Linked DNA regions of Homo sapiens: region 2 is linked to region 1. Evidence: chromatin loops called from intact Hi-C (ENCODE). Cell type or tissue: mammary epithelial cell. All regions are shown on one strand. Links, peaks and the distances in the headings refer to the core of each region. The heading gives the core; the rest is flanking DNA. Region 1 overlaps ARMH3 (armadillo like helical domain containing 3). Region 2 overlaps ARMH3 (armadillo like helical domain containing 3).

Region 1 (16,188 bases), core at 4,892-12,891:
TTTAATGAAAAATTGAAGACAGTGCCTTATTCATATGAGTTCTGGAGTTCTTTTTGCCCCTGAATTAATCAAGGTGCAGATTTATAGGTTTTTGAGATGAAGAGCAGAACCCAGAGATTTATACTTGGGTTGGCACATATATTTGATTCCCTTCAAAAGGCAGAATACACAGAAAAGGAAGGGGACCACTCAAGGAAGACCGGGGGCTTCATTGGAGATTGCTTTTGAGGAGTAGGAAGCATTTGGCACTGAGTCCTGGTAACTAGGAGTACATTACTGAACCCAAAAGTCAGGAGCTGCACTGAGGCAACCTGACTTTCTTCACTTAATAAATAGCAGTACTGTGAGAACTGGGCCAGCTGGAGAGAGAATTTTCTTTTTTGAGCTTCTGGATCTTCACCTAGTGATTTTTGATATGAGTCCTAGTTGGGCTTTATTTGGCCGGGTTGAAAGTGATGGGTAACACAAAATCTGGAGCTTATTCTTATAAGAAGAGATATGGAAGAAGGGGAGGCCGTGAGAAAGGAATACTTAAAGAGGGACTAGAATATGCAGAGCAATGTGAATGTGTTATAAATTCCAGGATCTGATTGTTTTCATTGTCTTGGAGGAACTGATGAATGGTGGGTAGAGCTCCTAATAAATATGAAATTTATTCCCAACACCTATTTTACTGATGATCTGGAGGGGCTGGCATGGTAGCCATTTTGATCTCTGTCATGTGTAATAGCCTCTGGGGCCTCATTACAACAGCAAGAAAAATAGCTGTGGAAAAATGCTGAGGATAGTTAAAGAGAGGTGAGGGTTATATGTGATAGGAACACACTATCATCAGTAATGAATATTTTTGGAGCATTCTACTGGATGCAGTCCACTCTGAGGCAATGGCTTGGCTTCATGATTGTGATCCGAATCCTGGCTCAGCTCAGTAGGGCTCTCTGAAATGTCAGTCTGAAATATTGGACATGGCCAAGGAACTGGAGAGAATCATATTTCTGGAATGAAGTATGCATCTCTAGTCTTTCAGAAGCCCCCAGAAGAATTAATGTAGTGGGCAAGGGCGAGCTGGTGGGCCTAATTTATCTGGGCTTTGCAGCTTTTGATATAAATCATTCACCAGAAACCATTAAGGAAGCCTGGTGATCATGGAGTAGGAAGGTTTTTGACAAGAACGTGAAGAATTCCAGATGAACACAGCAAAACCAAAGCTGGTGAAATTCTGTGCAAACTAGCATGAGGCAGTGTGCTGGGGAGAATAGCATTCTAGCCACCAGTACAATCAATCTCATGACCAATGGGGTAAGTTGTAACCTTTCCAGAAAGGTACCGAGGCACAGAGAGGTTGGGTACCCAACTAAGCACAGAGAAAGTGAAGAAGTTGTTGGACTTAAGCAATAAAAGTGATAGAAAAGATACCATGTAGTAAATGTGTAGTTCTTCCTCACTTCAAGTAATGTGTTCCATTTTAATCATTTCATCCAAAAAGACAAAAGAGCCCCCAAAAAAGGTCTAGGGAAGAGCAATGGAAAACGTTAAGTGTACCTGCAATCAAATAAAGGCAGGACCCTAGTAGAGTGATACTGTGAAGACTCAAAGATTTTGTAATTCTGTCTTGTGGATGAAAAGTAGATTTCCTCCAGTTTTAAAAAGTGACCAGTACAACAGTGGTATAGTTTAAATAATTGGCCTCTGGTAAAATAGAAATTTTCACAACATAAGATCCTGGCTTTCTAGGCTGGCCAAGTCTCCTGAGATGAAGTGACTCAGATCCCAACTGTTTCCTAGAGCATGACATTTCTCAGAAATTAACACATTGTTTGTTATGTCTAATTAAGTTGTTCCTTTTCTCCCCACACTGCCTTTTTCCTAAAGAGCTTTCCTTTGAATGTGATAATAATGTAAAAGAGGAAAACACACAGCTACCTGTACCAATTATTAAGCCTTTAGCATGTACCAGGTATTGTGCTAAGGATTTGATGTGTCTTACTTCATTTAAGCCTTTTAGCAACCCCAGGAGAAAAAATACAGGTTGACCATTTCTTATCTGAAAATCTGAAATTCAAAATGCCCCCAAATCTGAAACTTTTTGAATACCAACATGACACTCAAAGGAAGTGCTCATTGGAGTATTTCAGATTTTTGGATTAGGGATGCTTAACAGCTAAGTGTAATGCACATATTCCAAAATGTTAAAAAAAAATCCAAAATCCTAAGTACTTCTATCCCAAATGTTTGTTTGATTGATTGATCGAGACAGGGTCTCACTCTGTTACCCAGGCTGGAGTGGAAGGACGTGATCACAGCTCACTGCAGCCTTGACCTCCTGGACTCAAGTGATCCTCACACTTCATCCTTCCGAGTAGCTGGGACTACAGGCGTGTGCCACTATGCCTGGCTAGCTTTTTAAATTTTTTGTAGAGATAGGGTTTTGCCATGTTGCCCAAGCTGGTCTTGAACTCCTGGGCTCAAGTGATCCTCCCACCTTGGCCTACCAAAGCGTTAGGATTACAGGCATGAGCCACCGTGCCCAGCCCTAAAGCATTTTAGATGAGATACTCAATCTATATCCTCATTTTACAGATGAGGAAATAGAAACTTAGCTTTATGTGCCTAATTCGTCACAATTAATAAGCAGAAGAACTAGAATGCAAACGTTTGCTTGGAAATCAGATGACCCCAATTAAAACCTAAAACAGGCTGGGTGCAGTGGCTCACGCCTGTATTCCCAGCACTTTGGGAGGCCGAGACAGGCGGACCACCTGAGGTCAGGAGTTTGAGACCAGCCTGACCAACATGGAGAAACCCTGTCTCTACTAAAAATACAAAATTAGCTGGGCGTGGTGGCACATGCCTGTAATCCCAGCTACTCAGGAGGCTGAGGCAGGAGAATCGCTTGAACCTGGGAGGCAGAGGTTGTGGTGAGCTGAGATCATGCCATTGCACTCCAGCCTGGGCAACAAGAGCAAAATTCCGTCTCAAAAAAAAAAAAAAAATCCCAAAACCTTAAACAGTCTACTTTTGGGTGACTAGAACCTTCAAAAATTATGCCAAGAAATAGTGGTCTGCTCTTTCTAGTGTTACTCTCATCATGGCAGCATATCTAAGTCAGCCGATTTTGCTTGATTTTCTTTTCCAAGGACCCACTTGCATGGGAGCTTCCTTGAGGTCTGTAGAATCAGCAGAATTTGACTGTTGGTTATAGGAAGAAATGTTGAGAGCCTTCCTTCTGTCAGATCAAGTAACAAATGGAGTGGGTTTTACCCCTTAAGTTGTGTTGCATTAAACCTTATAAACATTTGGGCTGTTAAGAAAGCAAAGCTGTCTCTTTCTCTGTTCCCAGTTGACGTGCGAAAGATGCCCTCAGAAGCTTGGTTAAATAGGTCTGTGTGGGGAATGAGCCTTTCAGTTGGGTTTTCAAGTTTCTTAGTTATGAGTTTTTTTGGTAGCTGTAGAAACTGCCAGTCTGAGAACTATTGTTCCTTGCCTCTCTTGGATTAGAATTGGTGCCTGATTTATATGAAATTTTTCCTCACATCCCATAGGTGTAAGGAGAGGTCATTGGTTCTCATCCCCCTTGTAGGAGATGATCCAGTTGCTTTATGAGTTTAAATATATGACCATTTATGCTGCCCAACTGAGATTGGGTCTGGAAAAACCCAAGAACTCTTCCAGTGCTCTAAGTGATGGGACAATCATTAAATTCCAGTGTCCTGACCAGATTGTTGTTTGGGTAATTACATCCTTTTTTTCAGTTCTCCCTGCAGTGTTATTTGGGTATCAGATCTCCATAAATGACCTCTCTGGCTGTTAAGCAGCTGCCACTTTCCACCCCAAGGTGGCTTTGCTTTACGGGTGGGTGAATCAGTCCTTGCATGTAGTTTGTGAAATGGTTAGGGAGCCTTTGGGATGAAAATATAAGTTAGCAACTTATAAATATGTGCCTTATGGCAAGAAGCTTTTATGTTCCCCAAAAGACAGCTATCTGTATGGACTTAGTAAATTATTGGTAGGGTAGGACAAAATGAGTGTTGTGGAGCACTCACTTACTTTTTAGATGCAAGTAAGAGGGAAAGATCGTAGAAGTGATGGACATAAGGCCTGCACTGATTTAGCCTAATGGTAGAACAGAACTGAGGTGTGTATGTGTATTTGTGTGTACACTTGATGAATGCCCAGACACACTGAAAAATTAACTGGAAATGGGAGGAGTCAGCAGGCAATATGGATTGGGACTGTGTATCAGGAGCATCACTGTAGAGAGAGGGCCTTATGGAAGCATTTTTGTTAACACTTTAAAGATAGCTAACGGGCTTTCTTAACTAGGTCAGACTTACCTGGAGTCTCTTCTCTTATTTAACAGTCTGTGAATCCTTATATTGTGAAGCTGTCTATCGTGGATGATGAGGCCACACTCAATGTGAGTATCTGGATCCTTGTGTATTGTCTTACTTATTTGCATTCAATGGTATTACTTTCAGTGAAAGTACATTTAGAACAGAGAGCAGAGAGCTATTCTGTCAATTTCATCCGGTTATAGAGAGGGAATTAATATTTCTTTTTAGTGCGTCAGTGCTACCGTTTTACTGTCTTCTGACTTATTATCATGGAAGGAAGATTTGAGGGGACATTTGCTTGCTAATCATGATGAAGTGGTTATGTTTCATGTTATAGTGTGCTGAAGTTGATTATCCTACGATGTCAATAAATTACACATTCAAGAATAAGAAAGCTTAGATGACTAAATGATGGGAGATTCCTTCTTTTAGAACTAGCCAGATAGTATTTATAGCCTGACTTGGTGAAACTGAAACAGGGGGATGATCTGTATCTACTATATGTATCCTTGAAAGTTTGAGAAATAACATCTGATCTCTGAATATAGGGAGGAAGAAGATGACCAGGTGTCTTGCTTTATTCCCTTTCCATCATACCCTATTCCTTCTTTCCAATTTCCTTTATGGAAAAAATGCACACGTGATTCATGCTGTGGCCTTAATTGATCTTTGTGTTATGCATCACAGGTTCTGGGGGAAAGTTGATAAGTCACTTTAACATTTATTGAATGCTACTTGCCTTTACATTCCTGTGGCTTTAAAGAAAGTGGCTTATCTATGTGCACCTTCATTTAGCATGGACTCATTGTCACCTTGCTGTGACTGTTTTGGAGACATTTGAGGGCTTTTTGTTTGAAGATTCTAACTGGATCTTCTCTTTCAAAGTGAAAATGATCCCAGTGAAATTGTCAACAATCTGGGCTGGTCTGTTTCACCGCTTGATAATCCATTTTAATTGTACCTGGGAACATTAAGATAATTAGATACGAAAAGTCTTCCCAAAGAACTTCCTTTTGATGCTTTGACAGTGCCTCTCAGAATTTCTGTCCTTGTCGCCAACTTTCAGGCAGGACTTCTTGGGCTAATTAGTGTTCTTTCTGACCTTGTTCTAGCATCATCACCAACTCCCAAAGGCTACTGTCTTATTTCACCTGTGCTATCTTTTCCCTTCTAGGGAATGGGACTTGTAATTGCTCAGGCTTTATCTGAGTACAACAGGTAAGTCCACCTTTCCAGAATGGAAGGGGGTCTGATTTTCATTTGAATTGGTTGTTAGAGTTTTGTTAGAGTTCTTGGGTCAAATTCCCTTACCTAGTCTAAGAGTATTCAGATGTACAGCCCCTGGCAGATGTATTTGCTCTAGCTTTGCTTGATGGCCTTAGCAGGGATTGTTTTTAACACCAGGGGAAAAGTAGCCACCAGATTAGTGTCTCTTTAGGCAGTTAGGCACATTCCTTTGCAACTTTTGGTATTTTATTACAGAGCATTTTAACTAGTCTTCCAGCCACAAGTGGGCACTTCCATTTAGTCCAGTGTATCATACAAGTATTTTCCATGTAAAAAAGGTTGTGGAGACTGCTTTTTTGTTATCTTAAAAAATATATAAAAGGAGAAAGTATATTAGGTAGCCCTAGTTTGACAGATGTTTCTTATTTATTGGGAATGAACCTCAACTTCCCAGAGTCCCTGTTTCTCCTGGGGGCTCCCTTCATTGATGCTTGCTTTCCCTTTTGCTGGAAGGATCTGACATTAGTGAATGGAAACCAGAAGTATCCCTAATTCTGGCAAGGGCCAGGCAGGATCTTTCATGCTCCTCTCTAGACTTTTCTCACACACAATTGGGTATCAGAACTTCAAATCTGTCCCATCTCTGCAGAGAGTTTAGTTTACTGATTTCCTTCCTCCTCCTTTAAAAAGAAACAAGATTTTCAGTGTTGTAGCCCTAAAGTAATTTTACTGTCACACTTTTCAAGTAATAGATTGTTTGAGAAGTAACTGGATCAGCTATATGTTAGGGCACTTTTGCAGCCTGCTTTCTAAGTCTAAGTCTCTCCCAAAGTAGCCAGGCATTTTGGTACACACTACCTCAAGAGCAGACAGGTGACTCTTAGCTTGCAGGGATTGTCATGATGCTTGATTGTCATAATGCTTTAGTTTTCTGGAGTCAGAGAATTTTAAGAGTGCTCTGCCCTGATTACCCCAAATGTCAAGGACAAAGACATAATTGATAAACAATCCTAAAGTTGAATTTAGTTCTTTTTGTTTAGGCAGTATAAAGACAAGGAAGAAGAACACCAAAGTGGTTTTTTCTCTGCTTTAACAAATATGGTAAGTCCTGCTTTTTTTTTTTCTCCTGAAAAAAACAGAAACAGTGTGGTCTGCAGGGGTGGACAAATCGGGCTCCGAAGTTCAGATATTTGAAGTGATGGCATGATGACAAGAGAGAGGCTGCTCAGAGCAGATTTTCTTGGGGAGTGTATTTCCTTTACTGAGTTTCTTTCTTTTTTTTTTGAATCCCCACTTTTGATGTACCTTTAGTGAGATTCAAAACCAAGTGAGATGGGGAAAGGAGAGCTTTGGTTTCTCTGGCACTTAGTTTTTCCACATTAATTAATTAATTAATTAATTTTTTAAAGGCTAAAGAAAAGGTACACATTAAGCCAGAATTTGCTTCCTAAAGAGTTGGCTCCGTTTAGGCACTGACCTTGTGGAACACGGTATAGTAGGGTTTGGATCTGAGTGCTCTCCTGAATGCTCCTTTGCTGTCTGCCATGGCTGTTTGATCCTCATAGCTGGTCCTAGGGTTGAGCGATCGTGCAGTAGATCTGTGCCACTCTTCTAATAGCTTAGGGTTTGGGCTTAGAGGTCTGAATTTTAGGGAAGTTATTGGTCCAGCTGGCAAGACTCCAGGGCAAGGTTTCTTGGCATTTGGTACCAGATAATCTGGGACTGATTTTGAAGAGATAAATCTAGGAGATTCTAGAATCTAGGCAGATTCAGAAAGTCTGTCTTTCGGGCATTATTATCCAAGTATTCAGCTCTAGGGCAAGACAATTTTTTGGTTAGTTGCAAGAAGTAGTTGCCCCCTCTCCTCCTCCACTTCTGCAATTCTTTTTCCTCCACTGCTTACGAATTGTTCCTTCTGCCTTCTCAGCCTGTTCTCAGGAAGGGGCCTGATAAACTCTTTAACTCCAAAATGTAAATGAGTGAAGTCTCTCAGGGGCTAGAGAAGTATGAGTTTTGTACTGGTGTTTGATGAAATGAATTAGATACAATTATACTGCTCCCAGATATCTCTGCCTTTCAGTCAAGTTTTCAGAAAGTTTTGTACCAAACACATGAAGCTCTAGGAGCATAGGTTTGTGTATAGTTTCAAGCATAATTAAGGAGGTGGAAGAGGTATTTTTTAGTGGGTGTAGGCATCTTAGTGCTTCTGATATCATACACATTAGAGGCAGCCTACTCCATTTACTTATTCACTTGCTCTGACTAGGACACAAACTAAAGATTTTGTTATCTGAAAAATGGAGAGTGGATCTCATATAGACAGCTTTGGTCTGAAACCTGAATATTGTTCCCAAAGATAGCTTTATGTTGGTTGAAGTCAGCCTGCTTCCTGTGAAGTTTTTCCTAAGTTAGTTTCTGACTTCAAATAAGCAACTTCTAGGAAAGATACAGAGTGATGAAGATGTGTAGGTTAACTGTCAGAGGGACTAAACTTACACACTGAAAAGGAGAGTTGGACAAAAGTACTAGGCTTTTTCTTTAAAGCGAGGTGATTTAGTAGGCAAGATGATTTACTAGGCAAGATGATTTAGTAGGATTCTCATTATTTCATTTATTACTTATGAGTCTTTTAAGATTTTCAAAGTGGGCTGGTTTTGGTGTGTGTGACTTATGGCCTAGAGTTCCAAGTTCTCCCCAGGTGGAAGCAGCTTGTTTTCTTCACTGATAAAAGGCTTCCTAGGCATAAAGCTCCTCTCATATCCTCCTGCTATAAGTTTGCAATTCCCCTTTTCTTCCACAGGTGGGCAGCATGTTCATAGCAGATGCCCATGAGAAAATCTCAGTACAGTAAGTGCCTGACATTCTTGTGCAGTGACTTGGACTTTAGTGTGGGCTGTCCTGCTGGATATGAGAGTGTGCAGTGTTACCTCTTGCTAATCTTTTACAGAATCATACTTTTTTGGTGATTTTCAAATGTTTCATGGGTTTTGAACATTAATGGACCCTTAGAAATTTCTGCTTTTCATATGTATTGAGCGACAATAAGCTGAACAACTGTTGCCAGACTATCTCTGCAATGAAACAAAAGAGGGATGGGTGTCTGAGCCAGTTGAGGACTTAACTGGGTTGAGGTGGAAAAACAGAGGGAAGATAATGAAGTAGATGAGAACTGGTCCTAAGGAATTAAAGTGAAGGCCCTGACTCCTGCCTATACACTTTTGCATACGCCCAAATGGCAAGTAAAGGGGAACTTTAGAAATGCAAAGGAATTGATAATGAGGCGCTGGGGTGCAATCCAATCTTATCTTCATGGTTATACTGTTTTAACTCCCCCCACTATAAAAACTGCTCCAATTTGTTCTCTTTTTCTTTAGAACCAATGAGGCCATTCTTCTGGCACTTTATGAAGCTGTTCATTTAAATCGCAACTTCATCACAGTATTAGCTCAGGTTGGTCACATTAAAAATCCCAGTGTTTTTTTCTCTCTAAATTTCATACCGATTAATTCCATTGAAAAGCCTATCTGGCTGTACTTGTTTAAACCCTGCTTTGCATTGGTAAGTGGTAGTAACAAGGAGTTGAATCAGTTGCCTTTGTTTCCTGCTGTCCTCAAATATGTATGTTTCCATTGGTGCTGAAATGGGTCTAATAACGTGCAAAGTTAGTTTTTTTGGCCAATTTATTGATCCTGTTAACCCAAATGAATTGTCATGACTTCATTTTGCTCACTAGAAATCCCTGGTATTATCCGCTATGTGGATTTTTATATTGGGCTTTCTGCTTTCCACACCACTGTGGAATTACAACTGGAGATAAAATAGGCCAAGCCACTCACCTTATTATCTCACCAATTTCCAGAGGAAAAAAGTAAAAAATATCCTGGCCAGGTTAAGGTTAGCTGTTAACAGATAACGTGGTTTACATACATTGAAAGGAAGTCATAGAATACTGAGCGCTGGGCCCTGCGCTGTGGCTCACGCCTGTAATCCCAGCACTTTGGGAGGCTGAGGTGGGCGGATCACAAGGTCAGGAGATCAAGACCATCCTGGCTAACACGGTGAAACCCTGTCTCTTCTAAAAATAAAAAAAAAATTAAAAAAAAAATAGCTGGGCGTGGTGGCGGACGCCTGTAGTCCCAGCTACTTGGGAGGCTGAGGCAGGAGAATGACGTGAACCCAGGAGGCAGAGCTTGCAGTGAGCCGAAGTCGCGCCATTGCACTCCAGCCTGGGTGACAGAGTGAGACTCTGTCTCAAAAAAAAATAAAATAAAAACAAAACATAACAAAATAAAACAAAATAAAAAAACAAACAAAAATACCCCCAGAATACTGAGCGATGGGTCACATGCCTGAGGGATAGCCACAGTAATTGGCATAGAAGAGGACTAAAGTAGACCAAGAACTCAAGAGCTGTCCATGAAAGCCATTTTAAAAAATTGATAAAGTGTTATTATCTTAAAGCCAGACTGTTTAAAATATGTATGTAGGGTTATTTTAAGGGAAAGTTTGCTTATGCTTTTTCTCAAAGGGTAGATGTATATGGAATCTATTGATTTGAATTTTAACACAAAAATAAGGTCATGCTTAAAAAGCATCATGCTGGTTTGAGATCTGCTTCATAGAACACTTAAGAGTTTTCATGACTGATAACATAGAGACTTTAGTTATTATTTTCACTCGTTTCTTATCTGCTCTCCAAATCCTATAACTGATTGTAAAGGAAGAGGTGAGGAAGGTAAAGTGCTGGTAAAGCTGTTAGGGAAGAAAAGGGAAGTTAAAAACAGCTATCACTCAGCTTAATTCTCAAGAGCTGATGTGGGAGGGATGGCTAAGAAAGGTTAGGGACAGAAGAGTCATCTGTTTTGGTCCCTACTGGGTGTCTCACCATGTCTTTGCCTCCCAATGAAGGCACACACACTTTTGTTTGTTGTGGAACAGGAAGGCCGCCATCTGAATAGCTCTTTTGCTTTTTTTTTTTTTTTTTTTTTTTGGAGATGGTGTCTCGCTCTGTCACCCAGGCTGGAGTGCAGTGGCACGATCTCTGCTCACTGCAAGCTCTGCCTCCCGGGTTCACGCCATTCTCCTGCCTCAGCCTCCCGAGTAGCTGGGACTACAGGTGCCTGCCACCACACCTGGCTAATTTTTTTTTTTTTTTTTTTTTTTTTTTAGTAGAGACAGAGTTTCACTGTGTTAGCCAGGATGGTCTTGATCCCCTGACCTCGTGGTCCATCTGCCTCGGCCTCCCAAAAGTGCTGGGATTACTGGTGTGAGCCACCGCACCCGGCTGAATAGCTCTTTTTATAGTACCTGGTATCCCCTTGACTCATCTACATCTGCTAGTCAATTATTTGGTTATCAGAACAGCCTATTGATGTGTTTTAGGTTGATCTGATGAGATCCCAGGTCTGGATGGGATTGCAAATGTTCTCTGCTCTCTTGTAGAATAATCCTGTATATTTGTTGACCCCAGTTTTTTTTTTTTTTTTTAAATGTCTGTGGTGCCACAGAAAAACTTATGTAATGGGAACCTAGTTGCTTAAGATAAATTAGCACACAGAGCTTATTAGAGATTAGCAAGCATCAGTCGTAATCAAGTACTCATGAGAACGAAATACAGAAGTAGTCCCTTCTCAGCTTTTTTTTTCTTTTTTTTTTTTTTTTTTTGAGATAGAGTCTTGCTGTGTCACCAGGCTGGAGTGCAGTGGCGTGATATCACCTCACTGCAACCTCCGCCTCCTGGGTTCAAGTGATTCTCCTGCCTCAGCCTTCCAAGTAGTTGGGACTACAGGCATGCACCACCATGCCTGGCTAATTTTTTGTATTTTAGTAGAGACGGGGTTTCACCGTGTTGGCCAGGATGGTCTCGATCTCCTGACCTTGTGATCTGCCCAGGCCTCCCTAAGTGCTGGGATTATGGGTGTGATCCACTGTGCCCAGCCTCAGTGAGCTTTCTAATTATGAGACTAGGGGCACAGTGGCATGCATCTGTAGTCCTACGTACACAGGAGGCTGAGGCAGGAGAGTGCTTGAGCCTAGGATTTCGAGACCAGCTTGGACAACATAGCAAGATGCTGTCTCAAAAAAAAAAAATTATAAGGTCCAGAATACCAGTCCTTATTGGTATTAGGCACTTGATACTCAGGGAGAACTGGATTTTCTGTTTTCTTACACATCTGTGTATCTTTTTCAGAGCCATCCAGAAATGGGCTTGGTGACGACCCCTGTCAGTCCTGCTCCTACAACCCCAGTCACACCACTTGGGACCACACCGCCTTCCTCTGATGGTGAGCCCACCACCACTTTGTTTTTCTTGGTTAATATGATCTTAGATCTCTCAGAGTGAGCATAGCTGTGTTCAACAAAGAACCTACGTAGTTGTTAATTTTTCCCACTAAATTGGTCTGTAGTACTATCCTTCAGGCCTCCTAAATTTCCAAAGAAAACTTTGGAAAAAGACAGTCCAGTGATTTTCTCTGTAAAAGAAGCTTACATAACTCTAGCTTTTCCTCCTCAGGGAGTAGTTGTAGAGGCATGGAGTGCTAGACCTGCAAGGTCAGTAATGCCTGTCCTGCCACACTCTCAGAGTCCTTGTGAGGCTCAGATGAGATATTTTGTGAAAAATGTCACCTTGTGATTATAAAGCACTGAAATGAATGTAAAATAGTAATGTTATCTGATGTTACCATTTGATCAATGAGGGAATTAAGGCCAGAGAAATGAAGCAGTTTGCCTAAGATTAGTGAGAGTAGAGACTGAGAACCCAAACATGTAAGCAGGATCTTGTCTATTTTGTTTACTACTAAATGCCTAGCATAGTGCCCAGCATGGTACTTGCTTAATAAATATTTGTTGAATAAATGAATGAGAATGTGAACCTGGCACTCACTCACTGTTATGTGTCTATCAGCCACTCCCAGTTGGAAAGGACAGGCTTTGAGTGTATTATAATTGGGAGTTTGGTGGATACGTAAGATTTATCTCCCTCAAGACAACAACGGTGAAAATTTCCCCTTCATAAATCTTATGGCTGGAACCTAAGAAAAAGGCAACAGAAAAGAAATTATGAATTTTTGCCAAAAATTTTGAGGTCTATTATAGGCTGAGTGTGTTTGGTGGAATATTGTAACCTAAAAACAATCTATGTTAATATTTGATGTTGTAGCTCAAAGATTGACCTTGTTTTGGTAAAGAAGTACAGACAATCCAACTTTGATACTTTCTTTTTGCCTCCCCACTGTTTGTACGTGAAATGACCTTCTTTATTCTTTCTCTCCTTTAAGTTTTCATATACCACCCGTGGCAGTAACATTTCCAGGCAGTATAAACAGTACAGAACTATGACAGGGAGGTGCCATTGTTAGTTATATATATGGTAGCAAATTGGATCTGTTTAGAATTGAAAGCCAAATCCCAAAATATCTTTTTTTTTTTTTTTTTTTTTTTGAGACAGAGTCTTGCTGTCATTTAGGCTAGAGTGTGGTAGTGTGATCTCGGCTCACTGCAACCTCTGCCTCCCAGATTCAGGCGATTCTCATGCCTCAGCCTTCTGAGTAGCTGAGATTACAGGCATGTACCACAATGCCCGGCTAATTTTTGTATGTTTATTTTTATTTATTTATTTGTTTTTGAGACGGAGTCTCGCACTGTTGCCTAGGCTGGAGTGCAGGGGTGCGATCTCAGCTCACCGCAACCTCCACCTCCCAGGTTCAAGTGATTCTCCTGCCTCAGCCTCCCTGGGACTACAGGTGTGTGCCACCATGCCCGGCTAATTTTTTGTATTTTTAGTAGAGATGGGGTTTCACAGTGTTAGCCAGGATGATCTCGATCTCCTGACCTCGTGATCCGCCTGCCTCGGCCTCCCAAAGTGCTGGGATTACAGGCGTGAGCCACCACGCCTGGCCAATTTTTGTATTTTTAGTAGAGATGGGGTTTCACTGTATTGGCCAGGCTGGTCCCGAACTCCTGACCTCAGGTGATCCGCCTGCCTCGGGCTCCCAAAGTGCTGGGATTACACCCATGAGCCACCATGCCCAGCCCCAAAATATCTTACTGAGAAGGAGCAAGTAGTAAGGATTGCCTACTTGTCTCTGTTTATTCAGGCCACAGAATAACCCAATGGAAATACAGTACTTTCTCTTTAAGAATGAACCCTGCCTGGTTACCATGGATATCAAAAGCCATATATATATATATGAGTTCCATGTGATGTTGGGGTTTGGATGCTTCAGAGAACTGCCTTTCAAACTGTTCATTGTGAACACTTCCACCCACACACTTGATTATGCAATGGTAGGATTTGTGCTTACTTACCTACAACCAGTGAGCTTTTATTTTTTCTAGTGGGAAGATCAAGTCAGCCCACTTTCAAATGACTGTCTCCCTTGACAAAAGCTGCTGGGAAGAATTATGAAGCCAAAGATCAAGGAATGACTCTTCCTTAGGAAGAAGATTTTAATTTGTGAGGGATTTTATTCTGTCTCTGTTCTATTTGTTCTTTTCCCTGTCTCCTAACTCATTTCCTTCTGTAGGGTTCCTAAGTATTACAACCTTGTTTTTAATTTTTAGATCTTAATTATAGTGGTGTTCAGTAGCCCACTTATATTTAAAGGTATGTCACCAGAGCCATATTTTTAAAAGCCGGCAGTTTAGCTATAACATTTGTTCTCAGCTCAGACTTGACATTTGACAACTCAGCCTTGGCATGAGAGGACTTTCTGGTAAACTAAAAATACATATACTTCTATATTTCTACATATTATATAAGATAGTTTTCCAGTTATTGCTGTGTATGAGCAGGAAAAAAGCCCCACTTACCAGTTAGGTGCCTCCTTGTATTGGACAAAGGGATGATTACGGGTTCTGAGCTTCAAAACAGGCTGTGGTTTGAAATGACAGTCTTGGGTCATTAACCCATAACATGAATTAAAACCTTTTAGTATTTCAACATAAAAATATATTTGTCTTATATTAGCTCTTGGAGGCCTAACTGGGAAAATAGCCAGGGGTTGGGCATGCTGATTTCTTTTCATAAGGCTTTTTGTTGTGCTTGCTGTTTATTATGGGTTCATAAAATGCAAATGTTTCTCACTGTTCATAAATGTTCTCTGCATATGTCGTAATAACTCCAGAGGGATCTGTTATGGTTATGAATACATATTATGAGTAATATCCCAAAGTCAACTGAGTCTTCATGGCTGAAAATGTAGCAGAAAGCCATAGATTCTCTAGCTTTTTTGGGCCATTATAAGACTCCTTTTAACTTATATATTGTGTCTTAGGCAGTGTAAAAGCACTTAACAAGAGGTCTGAGTCTAATTTAAAGTCTTAGAATTTTGGGAAGCCTACATTAAGACTTTGTTCTGGGCCAGGCACAGTGGCTCATGCCTTAATCCCAACACTTTGGGAGGCCCGAGGTGGGTGGATTGCTTGAGGTCAGGAGTTCAAGACCAGCCTGGCCAACATGGTGAAACCCTGTTTCTACTAAAATACAAAAATTAGCTGGGCATGGTGGTGGGTGCCTGTAATCCAAGCTATTTGGGAGGCGGAGGCAGGAGAATTGCTTGAACCCAGGAGACGGAGGTTGCAGTGAGCTGAGATGGCACCACTGCACTCTAGCCTGGGCAACAGAGCGAGACTCTGTCTCAAAAAAAAAGAAAATACTGTGTTCTGTGGTCAGCCCTGGTCATTAGAGGCCAATTATCTGTCATTGTTCATTGGGACTGTGGCTCAGAGAACTGGGTGGGGGATTTCTCTTAGAAACATCAGCTAGGTATGTAAAACTCAGTTCCCAGGCTGTTCCAATCAGTAATGTTCATCTGTTTTTATTTATTTATTTATTTATTTATTTATTTATTTATTTATTTGTGACAGAGTCTCGCTGTGTCACCCAGGCTGGAGTGCAGTGGCGCCATCTCGGCTCACTACAACCTCCGCCTCCCGGTTTCAAGCAATTCTCCTGCCTCAGCTTCCCTAGTAGGTGGGATTATAGGCACCGACCACCATGCCCAGCTAATTTTTGTATTTTTAGTAGAGATGGGGTTTCACCATGTTGGCCAGGCTGACCTCGAACTCCTGACCTTAGGTGATGTGCCCAACTCGGGCTCCCAAAGTGCTGGGATTACAGGCGTGAGCCACTGCGCTTGACCTGTTCATCTGTTTTCAGTCTACTATTACTTTCAGTTCCCTTAAGCGGGGAAGGGAAGTCTGCCACTTAATAGTGGTAGAATTTGAATATAGTTCTGCCTTAACATTTTCCCCTCTCTATCATGGGTACGTCCAGCCTAAAGACTTGTTCTCAAAATTCAGCAAGATTTCTCCTTGTTAGGGAGGAATCTTCACTGATTTCAAGCAGGAGACCCATCAAAGTAAAACTCATTTATATTCAATACAGATCTTTCCTTCAGGTAGAAATCGAAGTTTCTTTAAGAAGGGCCTTAAACTCTTTGGGGATACTTGGGGCAGGAAGTGGAATCAACATACCCTTCCCAGGATGTTGGGAGAAAAAGCACCGTTCTTGGAGACTGGCCCTAGATAGGAGAGCAGGTCACTGGGCTTAATTTGGGGAATAGGAAGGGGGCTCTACAGGCTTAGGAAGAGTAGATAAAAGTTTTGTGATGAGCACTTGGTC
Region 2 (16,188 bases), core at 3,901-11,900, 70 kb after region 1:
TAAAATGTAGAAACTTTGCTACTATATAGGGTCTATTTATTTATTTATTTATTTATTTATTTATTTATTTATTTTTGAGTTTCGCTCTTGTTGCCCAGGCTGGAGTGCAATGGCATGATCTCGGCTCACTGCAACCTCTGCCTCCCCGGTTCAAGCGATTCTCCTGCCTCAGCCTCCCAAGTAGTTGGGATTACAGGCATGCGCCACCACACCCGGCTAATTTTGTATTTTTAGTAGAGATGGGGTTTCTCCATGTTGGTCAGGCTGGTTTTGAACTCCCAACCTCAGGTGATCCGCCTGCCTTGGCCTCCCAAAGTGCTGGGATTACAGGTGTGAGCCACTGTGCCTGGTCTTTTTTTTTTAGTTTTTAGGAGATGGGGTCTTGCTCTGTTGCTCAAGCAGGAGTGCAGTGGTGTGATTATAGCTCACTGCAGCCTTAAACTCCTGGGCTCAAGTGATCCTCCTGCCTCAACCTCCTGAGTAGCTGGGATTACAGGTGTGAGCCACTGCACCCAGCTGGATATAGAATTTTTAGTTGGTAATTTTTATCTTTAAGTACTTTGAAGCTATTATTCTCCTTTTTCTGGCCTCCATGGTTTCTGAAAATAAATCTGTAGTCATTTGAATAATTGTTCCATTGTTTGTAGTATGTTGTTTTTCTCTAGCTTCTTTTTTTTTATTTTTGAGACAGAGTCTCGCTCTGTCGCCTAGGCTGGAGTGCAGTGGGGTGATTTCAGCTCACTGCAAGCTCTGCCTCCCGGGTTCAAGCTATTCTCTGCCTCAGCCTCCCGAGTAGCTGGGATTACAAGTGCCCACCACCACGCCTGGCTAATTTTTGTATTTTTAGTAGAGACGGGGTTTCACCATCTTGGCCAGGCTGGTCTTGAACTCCTGACCTCGTGATCCACCTGCCTCAGCCTCTCAAAGTGCTGAGCCACCACCGTACCTGTCCTTCTCTAGCTTCTTAAAAGGTTTTTTTTTTTTCCTTATCTTTGGCTTTCAGCAGTGTGATTGTAATATATCTATGCACAATTTTTCTTTGAGTTCATCCTATTTGGGGTTTGCTGAGCTTCTTGACTCTCACCAAATTTGGGGAAGTCTTTAGCCCTTCTTTTTTCACTGGGGACAGAAACTCTGCCCCAATTTCTGTCTCCTCCTTTTCTGAGACTATAGTATCACAAAGATTAGACTTTTCCATATTGTCCCATATGTTTCTGAGGCCCTGTCCCTCCCCTCCCCCATTTGTCTCTATTCTTCGTATTTAATTATTTCTATTATACTTTATGTTCACTGACTCCTTTGTCAGTCTATTCTGCTATTAAGCCCACCCAGTGAATTCTTTATTTCACATAGTACATATTTTACTTCTAAATATGTGTCACCCTGGCTGGAGTGCAGTGGTGCACTCTTGGCTCACTGTAGCCTCAAACTCCTGGGCTCAAGTGATCCTCCTACCTCAGCCTTCCAAAGTGCTGGGATTACAAGGCATTAGCCACTGTGCCCAGCTTTACTTCTAAATATTTTAATTGGTTCTTTGTTATGGCTTCAGTTTCTTTGCTGAACTTGTATCTTTCCATTCATTTCAAGTATGTTTACCTTTTCCTCATGGAGCATAGTTATGATAACTGCTTTAAAGTCCATGATAATTTTAACATATGTGCCATCTCAGATATCTGTTTTTTGTCTTTTCTTTTGAGAATTGGTCACTTTTTTTGTTTTATTATATATTCTGGTTCTTTATGAGTAATTGTGGATTACCTCCTGGACTTTTTTTTTTTTTTTTTTTTTTTTTTTTTTTTGAGGCAGAGTCTTACTCTGTCGCCCAGGCTGGAGTGCAGTGGCCCACTGCAACCTCTGCCTCCTGGGTTCAAGCGATTCTTCTGCCTCATTCTCCCCAGTATCTGAGATTACAAGTGCCTGCCACCATGCCTGGCTAATTTTTTGTATTTTAGTAGAGATGGGGTTTTGTCATGTTGGCCAGGTTGGTCTCGAATTCCTGACCTCAGGTGATCTGCCCACCTTGGCCTCTCAAAATGCTGGGATTACAGACATGAGCCACCGAGCCTGGCCTCCTCCTGGACATTTTTAATGTTATGTTGTATACACTCAGAGATTGGTTATAATCTTCTGGATTTTTTTTTTTCTTTTTTGAGACAGAGTCTCGTTCTGTCACCTAGGCTGGAGTGTCACCCAGGCACGCTCTCAGCTCACTGCAACCTCTGCCTCCTGTGTTCAAGTGATTCTTTTGCCTCAGCCTCTGGAGTAGCTGGGATTACAGGCATGCACCACCACGCCTGGTTAAGTTTTGTATTTTTAGTTGAGGTGGGGTTTCACCATGTTGGTCAGGCTGGTCTCGAACTCCTGACCTTAGGTGATCCACCCGCCTCAGCCTCCCAAAGTGCTGGGATTACAAGCGCGAGCCACCGTGTCCAGCCTAATTTTTGTATTTTTTGTAGAGACAGGATTTCGGCATGTTGCCCAGGCTGGTCTTGAACTCCTGGACTCAAGTGATCTACCCTCCTTGACCTCCCAGAGTGTTGGGATGGCAGGCACGAGGCACTGCGCCTGGCCTCTCAATTTCTTTCTCCAGAAAGATGAGGATTCCTTTTGAGTTTTAGCCATCCACATAGTTCCACTATGCAGCTCTGGAACTGGCTGACCCTTGGGGCAAAGCTGTAAGAGAAAATAGGAAAAATAAAACCTGGAAACTGACCCTCTTGTGAGCGTTTCTCCAAGTTTTGACTTCCCTCTATAATCTGTCTGCTTTTGTTTAATTTTCAGAGCCCTCAGATAATTACTTTTCATGTTTTGTCTAGAGTTTTTAGCTGTAATCAGCAGGAGATAGAGGCTTTAGTGGGCTTACTCTGCCATGCTGGAAGTAGAACACCATTTTTTAAAAAGATATTTTTGTTTAATATAAAATTTTTCATTCATTACTTTAAAAATCTCATTTGATTATTTGCTGGCTTACATAGTTGCTAGTAAGAGGTCCGTTGTTTTCATCTTGTTTCTCTGTGCATAATATCTTTGTTTTTCTCTGGATGCTCTTTTTTTTTTGAGATGGAGTCTCACTCTGTCCCCCAGACTGGAGCATAGTAGTGCCATCTGGGCTCACTGCAACCTCTGTCTCCCGGGTTCAAGCGATTCTTGTGCCTCAGCCTCCCGAGTAGCTGAGATTACAGGTGTGCACCACCATGGTTGGCTAATTTTTGTATTTTTAGTAGAGACAGGGTTTCGCCATGTTGGCCAGGCTGGTCTCGAACTCCTGACCTCAGGTGATCCACCCGCCTCAGCCTCCCAAAGTACTGGGATTACAAGCGTGAGTAACCATGCCTGGCCTCTGAATGCTTTTAATATTTTCTCTTTATCATTGGTTTTCAACAATATGATTATCACATGCCTTGGCGTGGTTTTCTTTATTTTGCTTGGGGTTCTTAGAACTTTTTGAATCTGTACATTTTTAGTTTTCATCAAATGTGGAAATGTTTTGGCTATAATTTCTTCAAATTTTTTGACCCTGCTCTTCTGTTCTCAGTTTGGACTCTCTCTCTCTCTCTCTCTCTCTCTCTCTCTCTCTCTCTCTCTCTCTCTCTCTCTATATATATATATATATATATATATATATATAGGCTCAAGCAATCCTTCTGCCTTAGCCTCCCAAAGTGCTGAGATTATAGGCATTAGCCACTGTGCTTAGCCGTGGGTTTCTTTTTTAATATTTCCATTTCTTTCCTCATCATTTTCAAATTTTCCTCAGTCTTCCTGAATATATCGAACGTATTTCTAATAGATTTTTTTTTTTTTTTTGAGATGGAGTCTTGCTCTGTCACCCAGGCTGGAGTGCAGTGGCAGGATCTCGGCTCACTGCAAGCTCCGCCTCCCAGGTTCACGCCATTCTCCTGCCTCAGCCTCCCGAGTAGCTGGGACTACAGGTGTCCGCCACCACACCCGGCTAATTTTTTGTATTTTTAGTAGAGACGGAGTTTCACCGTGTTTGCCAGGATGGTCTCGATCTCCTGAGCTCGTGATCCACCCACCTCGGCCTCCCAAAGTGCTGGGATTACAGGCATGAACCACCGTGCCTGGCCTCTAATTGCTATTTTATTGTCCTTGTCTTCTCCTTCCATTGTCTTTCTTCACGTCTAGGTCTGTTTCTACTGACTGATTTTCCCTCTGCTTATGCTTCGTATATTTTTTTGTTTCTTATGGTTCATATGTTTTTGTTTCTTTGCATGCCTGGTTATTTTTGTTATTAGAATTTAGAAATTGTGATTTTTATGATGTGGATGCTGGATTTTGTTCTGTTTCTTTTATGTAACATTGGACTTTATTCTGGAATTTGATTATGTTATGTGGAATCAGTTGGATCTTTTCAGGGTTTGCTTTTAAGGGTTGAGGGTAGATCAAGAGCAACCTTGAATGTAGGCTAATTTGTCCCATTACAAATGCAGTACCCATTTCCAGAACCTGCCTGATACTCCATGTGTTACTAGGTCTTTCCACTCTTGCTGGTGGAAACATAAGTTATTTTCTTTGTGGAGCGTGCCGTGAGCTCCTCAGTTTCTTCTCCTTTCTAGTGGTTCTTCGCCCTCGGCCTTGGGTAGTTTCTTCTTCCATATGCATAGATCAGTGTCTGCAAGAGATGTAAGGGATCTGCAGAGCTGTCTGTCAAACTCCCTCCTTGCCAGCTTTCTGCCCCACATCCTCTAGATGTCTTGGCCTCTCCAAATGCTGATCTCTATGTCTACAACTTGGCAAGACTTCTAGCTTCTGTTTAGATTCCTCTTCCCAACCCTGCAGTGTGGGAACTTTTCTGCAGGGCAGTTGTAGGGTTCACCTTCTTTGTTTTCCTCCTTTTAGGGGATCACAATTCTATGCTGCTTGTTTTCCAATGTCTGACAACCATTGTTTCATATGTTTTGTCCAGGTTTCTGTTGTTTAAGGTAGGAGGGTAAGTTACTGCATCTTGGCTAGAAGAGGAAAGACATTTTTTTTTTTTTTTTTTGAGATGGAGTCTTGCTCTGTTGCCTAGGCTGGAGTGCAGTGGTGCAATCTTGGTTCACTGCAACTTGTGCCTCCAGGGTTAAAGCAATTCTCCTGCCTCAGCCTCCTGAGTAGTTGGGACTACTGGCATGTGCCACGGCACCCAGCTAATTTTTTTTTGTATCTTTAGTAGAGATGGGGTTTCACCATGTTGGCTAGGCTGGTCTTGAATGCCTGACCTCAAGTGATCCACCCACTTCAGTCTCCCAAAGTGCTGGGATTACAGGCATGAGCCACTGTGCCCGGCTCACTAAGACATTTTTGATAAAGGCACACACTTAATCTTCCTGTTTGGCTGCAGTGAAGCCCACTGTATGGGAAGGACTTCCACAGAAGCTACCCAGAACCATAAATGACATTATGTTTTAAGCTGTCTTTTCTTGTTTTTAAAATCAAAGGTAATTACCAATACTAAAGAAAAAGCATAGAAAATAATTAAAATCTTATAATTCCTTGGTTCTAGTACTACCACTGTTTTCACTGTTGTATATTAACCCACATGCATGCATAGTTTTACAGAGTTGTAATCATGATATCCTTCTAGCTTGTGTTTTTTAACATACAATTCATTTTTTTTGTAATTTTCATGTCTCTTTTTAAATGGCTGCATATTATTTTTGTGTACTATAATTTACTACATAAATGATGGCTTTAGTTTGAGGCTTTTAGGGAATTTTGAAATAATTTTGTGTTTCAGTTTGGTAGCTTAGAAAAGAATGTAAAAACCAATGGTGTTTCCAAAGGAAATGTAGTGATGAGGTCATCTGGGTGCCTGTTCAGTAAGGAACAGAGCTGACAGGATATTACAGAGAAGTAATCCGTGGACAGAGTTCAATACCTCTGTGAAAATGTGAGGAGGCAAAATTCAGCTCCATTTCATAAATGTCTAGGTTCTACCATCAGAGAACTTGTGATTTTTGTGGGGGATCTGGTGAAAAACCAATGCATCTAAATAAATTTCACAATTGAGGTATAATAATAATAAAATTAAAAAAATAAATTTCACAATTGAGTTGAACAATAAATGTATGGCTTCCTGAAACAATTTTGTTCATTACATGAATAAATTCTCACATGCACTCAGTGAAACCTGAGTTTAGACTGTAGAGCTCTAACTTGGAACTATACCAAATTCCCTTGCACTAAATCTTATAAATTAAAAAAGCAGCACTGTTGATGTGTTTTATTAAGTCTTCTGTCTTCTTTTTCATTAAATTGCATGAATTTATAAATGTGAGACATTGCTGGAACAGACGTAGAGCAGCCAGATGAGCTTTCTTTCCCCCATCACAGCCACAGGCCCTCCCTCTGATAGAGCTTCTGCTGCAGCTCTTCAGAATCTTGGTCAGGCGTACATAGTGATGGTACTCAGCTATGAGGGTCATATACAGATTGGTCACACATTTCTTAATGTTAGTGAGGCCCTACTTTTTTTCTTTTGGGAAAGTCCAGGTACATTCATTCATTCATTTGGGAGGTAGTCTGTTGAAATTAATAATAGCTAAAACTTATTTACTATGTGGCAGGCACTAATCTAAGAGCTTTATATATAACAATTCTTTCATATAGGTATTGCTGTTATTTTCTAGTAGGTGGTAGGGGCTGGACTTGGACCCTGACCATTGGCTTCAGAGATCTTGTAGTTACTTCTCTACATAAATGTAGGCTCTTGAGTCATTTCCCTCCAGGTTTGAATTCCAGCTCCATTACTTACAACTTGTGTGAATGACTGCAATCAGTTACCGTACTTGTCTCCTCTGAGTCTTGGTTTTCCTCATCTGTATGCTACATTACATATAACCTAAGTTGGTCCAGTGCCTGGCACATAGTAAGCTCTCTGCATATTTAGCCCTTATTAATTAGCCATTCATTAAAACATACACTTAGAGTGCCTACCATGTGCTTGCTCTTTCAAGGAGCACTTGTGCTGTTTTGTCTCTTTTCTAAAATGGCATGTGTGGCTCTGAAGATCATAGCTGATAGAGGATATATTCAGGTCTATATTTCTATTATCTTTCCTCTCTGTGTGAGTTTGGAAAAGGGAGAGAATTTGGTCACACAAGGGAAGAACGTTCTTGTAGATTCATTTTGCAGGTCAAACAGTTAAGTCAGAGGAGCAAAAAAAGGTTAATCTGTTCTCACTCATAGGTGGGAATTGAAAAATGAGAACACTTCGACACAGGGTGGGGAACATCACACACCGGGACCTGTTGTGGGGTGGAGGGATGGGGGAGGGATAGCATTAGGAGATATACCTAATGTAAATGACGAGTTATTGGGTGCAGCACACCAACATGGCACATGTATACATATGTAACAAACCTGCACGTTGTGCACATGTACCCTAGAACTTAAAGTATAATTAAAAAAAAAAAGGTTAATCCTTGATTGACACATGACCATCCTCTATGTGGATGTGTCCTGTTTGACTGAGTTTATATGTTAAGGAGTTTATGCATATACATAGAGCAGGAAGGGACATCAACTAAGCCAGCCAGTTCCACTAAATCAGCCCCCACCATTAGGGAAATGATAGATATGGCAACAAGTTTACCCTCACATCACCACCCCAGTGCAGATTGTAAATGCATGCAAAAATTAAGTTATGGAACCCGGTTAGCAGAGGGGAGGGAAAACCTAAGGCAGAGAAGGAGTAGAGTATTTTGATAGAAAGTGAAAAGAAGTTAGAGAAAAAACTGGAGTGAAAATAGTTGCGAGAATTCTATAAGCCCTTGTATTTTTATCTAAGCTGAGGATGTTTTTAACAGAAGATTGGCGCAGGCTTTGTTTGGTTATTCTGAGAGTGCTATTCTGAGATGTGTCTTCATTCCTCATGTTTGTGTTTTATGCCGGGGGTTTGACAGATCTGTGTTCTTTCCTTCTTTGCAGTCCTGAGGCTTTCTACCAATGCAGGCCAGTGGAAGGAAGCAGCTAGCAAGGTGACCCATGCATTGGTTAATATCAGGTAAGGAATGAGAAGTATCTCTTGCAGAGTTCCTTGGCTCTTCCTGAGGTTTATTGTACCTTTCTAAGTAAAGTGTGTTGAACACTACTACTATTTTAAGCCTTGATGTCTGTAGGAGTGGAAGAAAAATTGTCGTACTTGATCAAGAAAAGCAGGAGTACACGAGGCTTTTATTTTATCATATTGAAACAGCTCAAAGTGCTGGCTGTTCTGTGAATTTTTTTACTGAGAGATGGTTATAAGCCCTTTTCAGGCATGCTAGTTGCCAGAGTGTTCTCTATGTATAGGTCATCTGAAAACTTTTCTCCAAAGATTTTCAGCTTTTCTCCATGACTTCAGTGAATGATTCATGGAGATCTAGAATGTTGACCTTTTACTTTACGTGACTATTTCTATTTATGGTAAACAGAGGCAATTGGAGTCCATGGGGCTGAGTCATTTTAGGTTGCTTATGAAACAGCAAGACAATTACAGAGTGCTGTATGTATTGCATAAAGTTGTGTCAGGCATGGAGTTGGTCAGGGTCTTGAGGAGGCACCACCCATGCACAGGTGTGAGCTGTTGGTAAATGGAGAAGAGAAAGTGCTTTCACCATTGGGAAACCTAAATTCGACTTTTCTTCTGTTCGTTGCTCCCTTTGTGCCTTTGATTTTTCATTTTCTCAACAGTTATTACACTGTTCTTATAAACAATTGAAAAATTAACATTGAGTAAAAGAGGCAAACCCAACAGATGGGGAACTTGATTTAGCTCCAGATGTAAGCCTTGCCAGACATTCCTAGTAATAGTAATGCACATTTACAACTTGGTATAGATTCTAATGTGTGACAAAGCTGGTCTGTGATTTTTTTCCTATATCTTTTCTTTCTTTTTATTTAAAGGTAAAATGCCCTGTCCCTGCAGTGATTTACTACCCTGTTTGGCACATCTGGGCATAAAAGGAGAAGTGTGAAATTTGTGTGTTAAGAGGGCTGGGATGAGGGAGCATGGGGTGAGATGTGCTAACAAGATTGCAGTGAAGGTTGGTCTGCCTTACCTGTCACCAGACTCATTTTGCATCAAACACAATTTTATAAATCTCACAAATAAATGCATATCTGCACCTAGCAAATAATCCAGATACTGTGGTGAGGCCTTACGATAAATGCGATTTTCTGTAAGAATCAGGAATTACAAACTGCCTTCTCCCAAATATCTGTTTATGACCCAAGGGCAGCATGACAAATGTGGGTGTTTGAATGAAGCACCAGGTCACCAGGTTCTGGGCTAGGGTATGAAGTGCATATGGGTATAATTTATGTTGTGTTGACTCATTCATGTATTTATGTAGGCCTTCCAGGCAGCTCCTTTTCATCTGGGGCCTGTTTCCTTGATCACATTCCTTTATACTTGCCTTATCTTCTGCTTTTCCTTTCAGTGGTTTCTGGCTTGGCTGCTGTCTGTGTTCTTCCCAAGGGCCATCAAGCAGCTGATTTAAGCTTTTGACCTCTCCTTTTTCCGACAGCTAAGAAAGGACTGGGCTGAGCCTTGTTACCATGTAACTTCTTTCTTCTCTTTGCATGACTGTCAGGCATATACCTTCATTTTCATTCCTTAAATTTCTCTGATGAACTTGCTGCAATAATCACATCATTTTTACTGTTGCTAATAACCGGACTCAGTATACATCTAAAGTAGCAAAAAGATCCAGTCATGGACAGGTTCAGTGGCTCACGCCTGTAATCCTGGCCCTTTGGGAGGCAGAGGTGGGAGGATCACTTGAGCCCAGGAGTTCAAGACCAGCCTGGCCAACATAGTGAGACCCTGTCTCTAAAAAACAAAATAAACAAAGATTAGCTGGGCATGGTGGCACATGCCTGTAGTCCCAGCTACTCAGGATCCTGAGGTGGGAGGATCATTTGAGCCCAGGAGGTCAGGTTGAGGCTACAGTGAGCCAAGATCATGCCACTGCACTCCAGCCTGGGTAACAGTGAGACCCTGTCTCAAAACAAACAAATCAGTTTTCTTAAGAGATTATTGGAAAGAAGTGTTTGAATGTCACCACAGTAAGGCCAGATCAGGGAAAAATACAGGTAGTACTAAGCCTGCAAATGTTTACCCTTTTTTTTTCTGACATCTATTCTCACTTATTAAATGCCAGACTTTGTGCTACTCTTTCTTATGCTACCTTCTTTAATCTTCAAACTCTATAGGGTGTATTATGTACTTTTTAAAATATACTTTTTCCCAGTGAGGAAACTGAGTCTTAAAGATGTTGTATATTGTGGAAGGCCCCATATTTGTTCCTTGGCAAAGCTGAGAATTAATAATAGGTCTTCTTCTTCTTCTTTTTTTTTTTTTTTTGGAGACAGGGTCTGACTCTGTCGCCCAGGCTGGAGTGCAGTGGCGCGATTTCTGCTCACTGCAGCCTCCGCTTCCCAGGCTCAAGCAGTCTTCCCACCTCAGCCTCCCAAGTAGGTGGGACTATAGGCACGTGCCACCAGACCTGGCTAATTTTTGTATTTTTTTGTAGAGATGTGGTTTCACCATGTTGTCCAGGCTGGTCTCAAACTCCTGAGCTCAAATGATCCACCTGCCTTGGCCTCCCAAAGTGCTGGGACTGCAGGCATGAGCCACCATGCCCAGCCTAATCATAGGTCTTCTAAGTCCAAGTTCAGGGCTGCTCTTTCTTGCAAACCATAATGCCTCCTTCTGTAAAGCTGCATTGAAGACTTAACATGGAGGGTTAAACAGAAAACTCACCATGATGTATTGAAAGGAATATGGAAATTTGAGTTGGAAAAACTTATTTTTTTCTTTTGTCTCTACCACTTATTGTGTGACCTTGAGCAAGTTACTTAGCTTCTGTGGGCCTCTATCCACCCTCTGTAAAGTGGGGGTGCTGGTGATAGCAACTATTTCACCAGGTAGTAGTTGTGAGAATTATATAATGTAATGCATATGAAAGCTCCTAGTGAACTATAAAATACTGCTTATTTCACTTGTGTCTTCAAGGTTCATTCCTGTTGTAGCATGTGTCAGAATTCCCTTCATTTTTAGGGTGAATAATCTTCCTCTGTCTGTATGTATCACATTTTACTTATCCATTCATCCGTTGATGGACACTTGAGTTGCTTCTACTTTTTGGTTATTATAAATAATGCTGGTATGAACATGGGTATACAGATACCTGTTTGAGACCCCACTTTCACTTTTTGGGGACATATCCCCAGAGGAGGAATTGCTGTGTCATATGATAATTCTGTATTTAATTTTTTGAGAAATTGCCATAGTTTTTTTTTTTTTAGGTTTAGCATTTTGACCCTTCCTCAGAGTGTTTCCTAAGTACATCTTCATTTCTTCATTTTTCCTTTCTTTTTTTTTTTTTTTTTGAGACAGAGTCTCACTCTGTTGCCCAGGGTGGAGTGCAGTGGCGTGATCTGTACTCACTGCAATCTCTGTCTCTTAGGTTCAAGTGATTCTGCTGCCTCAGCCTCCTGAGTAGCTGGGATTACAGGCACGCACCACTATTCCCGGCTAATTTTTGTATTTTTAGTAGAGATGGGGTTTCACCATGTTGGCCAGGCTGGTCTCGAACTCCTGACCTCGTGATCCACCCACCTCGGCCTCCCAAAGTGCTGGGATTACAGGCATGAGCCACCGCACCCGGCCAATTTTTCTTTTCTATAAAAGTTAAGATATTACCTTAACCTTGAAAGGTGTTTTGCTTTCCTTGGTAGGGAGAACTTGATAGCTTTGAATGAGGGCAGTCCAGGGAGTTTTCTTTTCTCAGTCAGTATTCTCTTAGCAGAGAGCAAAAAATAGTATGACTTGGAAGTACGTACTCCAGTGAACCAATGGTAATGAGTGCTGCCTTAGGCTCCTTTGCCTTTCGCTAATAGCTTGTGTTATATACCCATGACACTACTTTCTGTGGTTTAGAAAACAACCTGTGTCAGAAAATCTGACCTGTGGTTATCCAGGAATACTGTGGGATATTTAACACCAAGTTGATGATCAAGGATAGAGATATAAACACTTAGTAGTAAAATTCTGATGTTGTGCAGCATTTGTTTCTGCTGTTTATAAAAGGTATTTGTGCTGATCCCACACCTGAAAAGGATTTTTAAGGCAGAGTGAACAAACTCTTAGCCACCTCTTCTGTAGTATGTTCTTTAATAACCATGAGAAGGGCTTGGGTTGCATGTGAAGTCTTTAGACAGCAAACAGCTGTGAGGCCTTCCAGACTAGTTTGCCAGTTGACAATAGCTCCAAATTATGTCTTTGAGATCTGGAATGCAGTGCATCTGATGACTACTGTAAGGTAGTGTCTCCCTAGCAGGTGAAAGGCAGCAGGAAGGCTGTAGACCTTTCTGTTCTAAGAATACTTAGTTTAGATTGTGACAGTGAAAGTTAAAAGTACTTCGTCACACTCGGAGCATAAATTTGCTCAAGTGTCAGTCTTTTTGCTTTTCACTTGTCTTTCATGGCTTAGTCATGCTAGTTCTTTAACTGTCAAAGTTATTTGTATTTAAACAATTTGCCTCTCCCTGTTTGATCCTTCAGTGAGATTCTTAAAATGCAGCTGCTTAGAAACTGCTGTCTTTATTGGAACACAAACAGGGCCCTGTATGTTTTCTTCTCTATAGGAGAGTTGTGTCGTTGCTTTGCTATACAAAAAATGTATATATATATATATATATATATATTGCTCCACCTTTGAGATTCCGCTTCTTGGTGTAATTGTTGCTTCAGCTGCTTCCACAGATCTAATGGTTCACAAAGGAGTACTTTGAGGGGCCAGTGCAGGGCTGCTTGGTGAACTGCAGCACAGTAAAGGAGTCTTGGTTTAGGAAATTCAGACATTGTAATTAAATAGTAAGATTTTTAGTTGGGGGCTGCTGTGTTTTAGAGGAGTGTGACTTTAGTATCTAAAACCCGTCCTAAACTTATCCTGAAATTTGGAAACTTTTGTCTGAAGACTTATATGCTAAATATTTCCTGCCAACACTTGGCAGGCAATCCCAGTGAGGTCTTGTACTTTAGGAAGATGTCTGCTATTAACCTTATTAGTCAAAAGAGAGAAAGATAGTAAACTAAAATCTGACCTTCATCTAACCAAACAACTTTCAGGGTAAGTAATTTGAGGCCCTTAATGAATCTCTTCAAATTAAAATTTTAATGCTTTTCACTTAATGAGCATTTTATTAGGACCGAGTTCAAAATCCTGTTCTCTGATTGCTCACAGAAAGAAATAGTGACTGAATCACACTGCAAGTAGGTGATTCTCCTGATCTGTAATTTTCTTAAGTGGATAAGTTTTAACTATGGTTAATGTATTAACTTTTTTCTTTATTTGGAATGCCTTAAGCTGACATTCAGTATTTCTTCAAGAATGACTTTTCAGATATTGTTATGATTAGTGACAAGCCTGGGGTTTGGAATGAGAATTTAGTGTGTTTCTTTTAAATCTCTTAATTATTCACCTAGGGAGTTTGCTTCTTGTCTTCCTGTTCACTTCATGGTCTTTTTGTTCCAGTGCCAAAGTGGTCCCCTCACCCACCCTTCTTACTTGCTTATGTAGCTGTTTTCTTTCACCCTAAAAAACACTCTTCCCCTCATACATGGGTGCGCACATGTGCACGCGCATAGACACACACACACATGGTTAAGTGTACACTGCTGGGGAGGCTGAGGAACAAGAATAGCTTTCAGCAGCCTCTGAGATAATGGGGTTATTGAGTATAACATCCTTTGGAATAGGCTGTGTACAGAATTCTGAATGTCACAGGAAATAAGCCTTCAAGCAGTAATCACTGTCGATAGCAAAGTTAGGGTTAGGAAGGGATGTGAGGTCTCCCCAACTTCCTTTGCCCACTCACCTGTTTGGGCTGAAATCTTTGCTGCATTGCTATAATTCACTTAACAAAATGGTTACCAATGAGAGAGAAGCAGTTTCATGTCCAGGCACTTCAGCTGAAGGATGCAACTTAGTCTAGTGAAAAGTAAATGTGGACTAAATTGATTAATGATAGAAGCAGAGCCATTGGGCTGTTGACTCTTGACTAGCAGGGAGTACATGAACATAACCTTCTATTCTGCAGTTGTCTGCTCTGAGGTGGCAGGTAGGCTCATATTATCTTCACTGAGTTAGAATTTATCAATCATGACCTTTTTTTTTCTGTTAATCAGACCCTGCTGATCTCCCATTAGAGAAAATGAAAAGCATTATGCAGATTAAAACAAAGCACCAAAATGAAGCTGGTATAATATTGTTTACCCAATGACTGGGAGCATTACATATCATTGTAATGGTTGCTGTACCCTAATCTCTTAAGACTACAGCTAGAATTAAAAAACCAAATACTGAATCCCATGTGGTTAATCATCTGTTTTACCTTAGTTTGGTTTATGCTGCAAAATGAAGTTTTACAATAGGTCATAGCTGGACTTGGTGAACTGCAGTGAGGTAAAGAAGTCTTAGTTTAGGAGATTCAGACATTCATAATTAAATATTAAGATTTTTAGCTGGAGGCTGCTGTGTTTTAGATGAGTGTGACTTTAGCATCTAAACCCCCTCCTAAACTTATCCTGAAATTTTCTTAGAGTCTTTTTCTATGTTTGCCCTATTTTTTATTACTTGTGATAAAAATACACATAACATAAAATTTACCATTTTAACGATTTTTTTTTAAATTGAGATAGAGTCTTGCTCTGTCGCCCAGGCTGGAGTGCAGTGGTGCAATCTCCGCTCACTGCAAGCTCCGCCTCCTGGGTTCACGCCATTCTCCTGCCTCAGCCTTCCGAGTAGCTGGGACTACAGGTGCCCACCACCACGCTAGGCTAATTTTTTGTATTTTTAGTAGAGACGGGGTTTCACCGTGTTAGCCAGGATGGTCTCGATCTCCTGACCTCGTAATCCGCCTGCCTCAGTCTCCCAAAGTGCTGGGATTACAGGCGTGAGCCACCGCTCCTGGCCCATTTTAACCATTTTTAAGTGTACAGTTTAATGGTAAGTACATTCACATTGTTGCACAACCATCACCAACATCCATCTCCAGGGCTACTTCTTTTTCTTCAACTGAAACTCTGTACCCATTAAATACAAACTCCCTATTCCCTCTTTCTCCCAGCCTCTGGCTATTATCATTCTGTTTTCTGTTTCTATGAATTTGACTATTTTAGGAACTTTATATAAGAGGAATTATAAAATATTTGTCCTTCGTGACTGGATTATTTTGCCTAATATAATATTCTCAAGGTTCGTCCGTGTTGTAGCATGTAGCAGAATTTCCTTTTTAAGGGTGAATAATATTGCATTGTATGAATATACCACATTTTGTTTCTCCATTTTCGTGTCAACGGACACTTGGGTTGCTTCCACCTTCTAGCTATTGTGACTAATGCTAGTGTGAACATGAGTGTATGTAAATCTCTTTGAGACTCTGCTTTCATTTCTTTTGGGTATGTACCCAGAAGTGTTATTGCTGAATCATATGGTAATTCTCTGTATAACATTTTGAGTAACTGTCACTCAAAGTGGCTGCACCATGTTACTTTCCAATTTCTTCACATTCTTCCCAACACTTGTTTTCTGTTTCTGTTTTTGTTTTTTGCTCTGCCTCTCTCCTGTTTTCCATTTTTTGGTTACTAGCCATCCCAGCGGGTGTGAAGTGCTATCGCATAGTGACTTTAATTTCATTTTTTTAAATAACTAGTGATGTTGAGCATCTTTTTATATGCTTATTGGCCATTTGTATATCTTCTTTGGAGAAATGTCTATTGAAGTCTTCTGCTCATTTTTTAATGGAGTTTTTTGGTGTTTTGTTGTTGAGTTTTAGGAGTTCTTTATTCTAGATATTAATTCATTATCAGGCATATGATGTGCAGATATTTTCTCCCATTCCATGGGTTGCCTTTCATTTCATTGATGGTGTCCTTTGATGCACAAGTTTTTAATTTTGATGAAATTTAACTTAGCTATTTTTTCGCTTGTTGCTTATGTTTTTGTTATCACATCCAAGAAATCATTGCCAAATCCAATGTCATCAGGTTTTCTCCCATGTTTTCTTCTAAGAGTTTTATGTTGTTTTAGCCCTTACATTTAGGTCCTTGATCCTTTTTTGTTTTTTGAGGTAGGGTCTTGCTACGTTGCCCAGGCTAATCTTGAACTCCTGGGCTCAATTGATCCTCCTGCCTCA

Evidence for each region. Peaks named below come from ENCODE experiments on the same cell type or tissue, not always from the same donor. Only the 100,000 strongest peaks of a DNase experiment are listed, where the experiment ranks them.
Region 2: a loop joins it to region 1, with 4 times the contacts of the local background. A loop is called at or near these places in 2 of 110 quality-filtered maps.

The regions. Positions count from the first base shown.
Region 1 is chr10:102,002,197-102,018,384 of GRCh38, reverse strand. ARMH3 (armadillo like helical domain containing 3) reads left to right here. Exons shown (of 26, transcript NM_024541.3): 9 at 4,361-4,417; 10 at 5,509-5,552; 11 at 6,602-6,662; 12 at 8,362-8,408; 13 at 8,936-9,011; 14 at 11,752-11,845. Among named protein-coding and RNA genes, the nearest start is that of ARMH3, 46 kb to the left of the region's middle. RefSeq lists an enhancer at 8,469-8,538 and a silencer at 13,810-13,859. In mammary epithelial cell, for the core only: a CTCF peak has its summit at 8,365; a DNase peak (open chromatin) is centred at 8,384.
Region 2 is chr10:101,931,683-101,947,870 of GRCh38, reverse strand. ARMH3 (armadillo like helical domain containing 3) reads left to right here. Exons shown (of 26, transcript NM_024541.3): 23 at 7,933-8,008. Among named protein-coding and RNA genes, the nearest start is that of KCNIP2, 96 kb to the right of the region's middle. RefSeq lists an enhancer at 8,063-9,262. In mammary epithelial cell, for the core only: no CTCF peak of the experiment used is centred there; DNase peaks (open chromatin) are centred at 8,440 and 9,300; H3K27ac peaks cover 1,152 bases.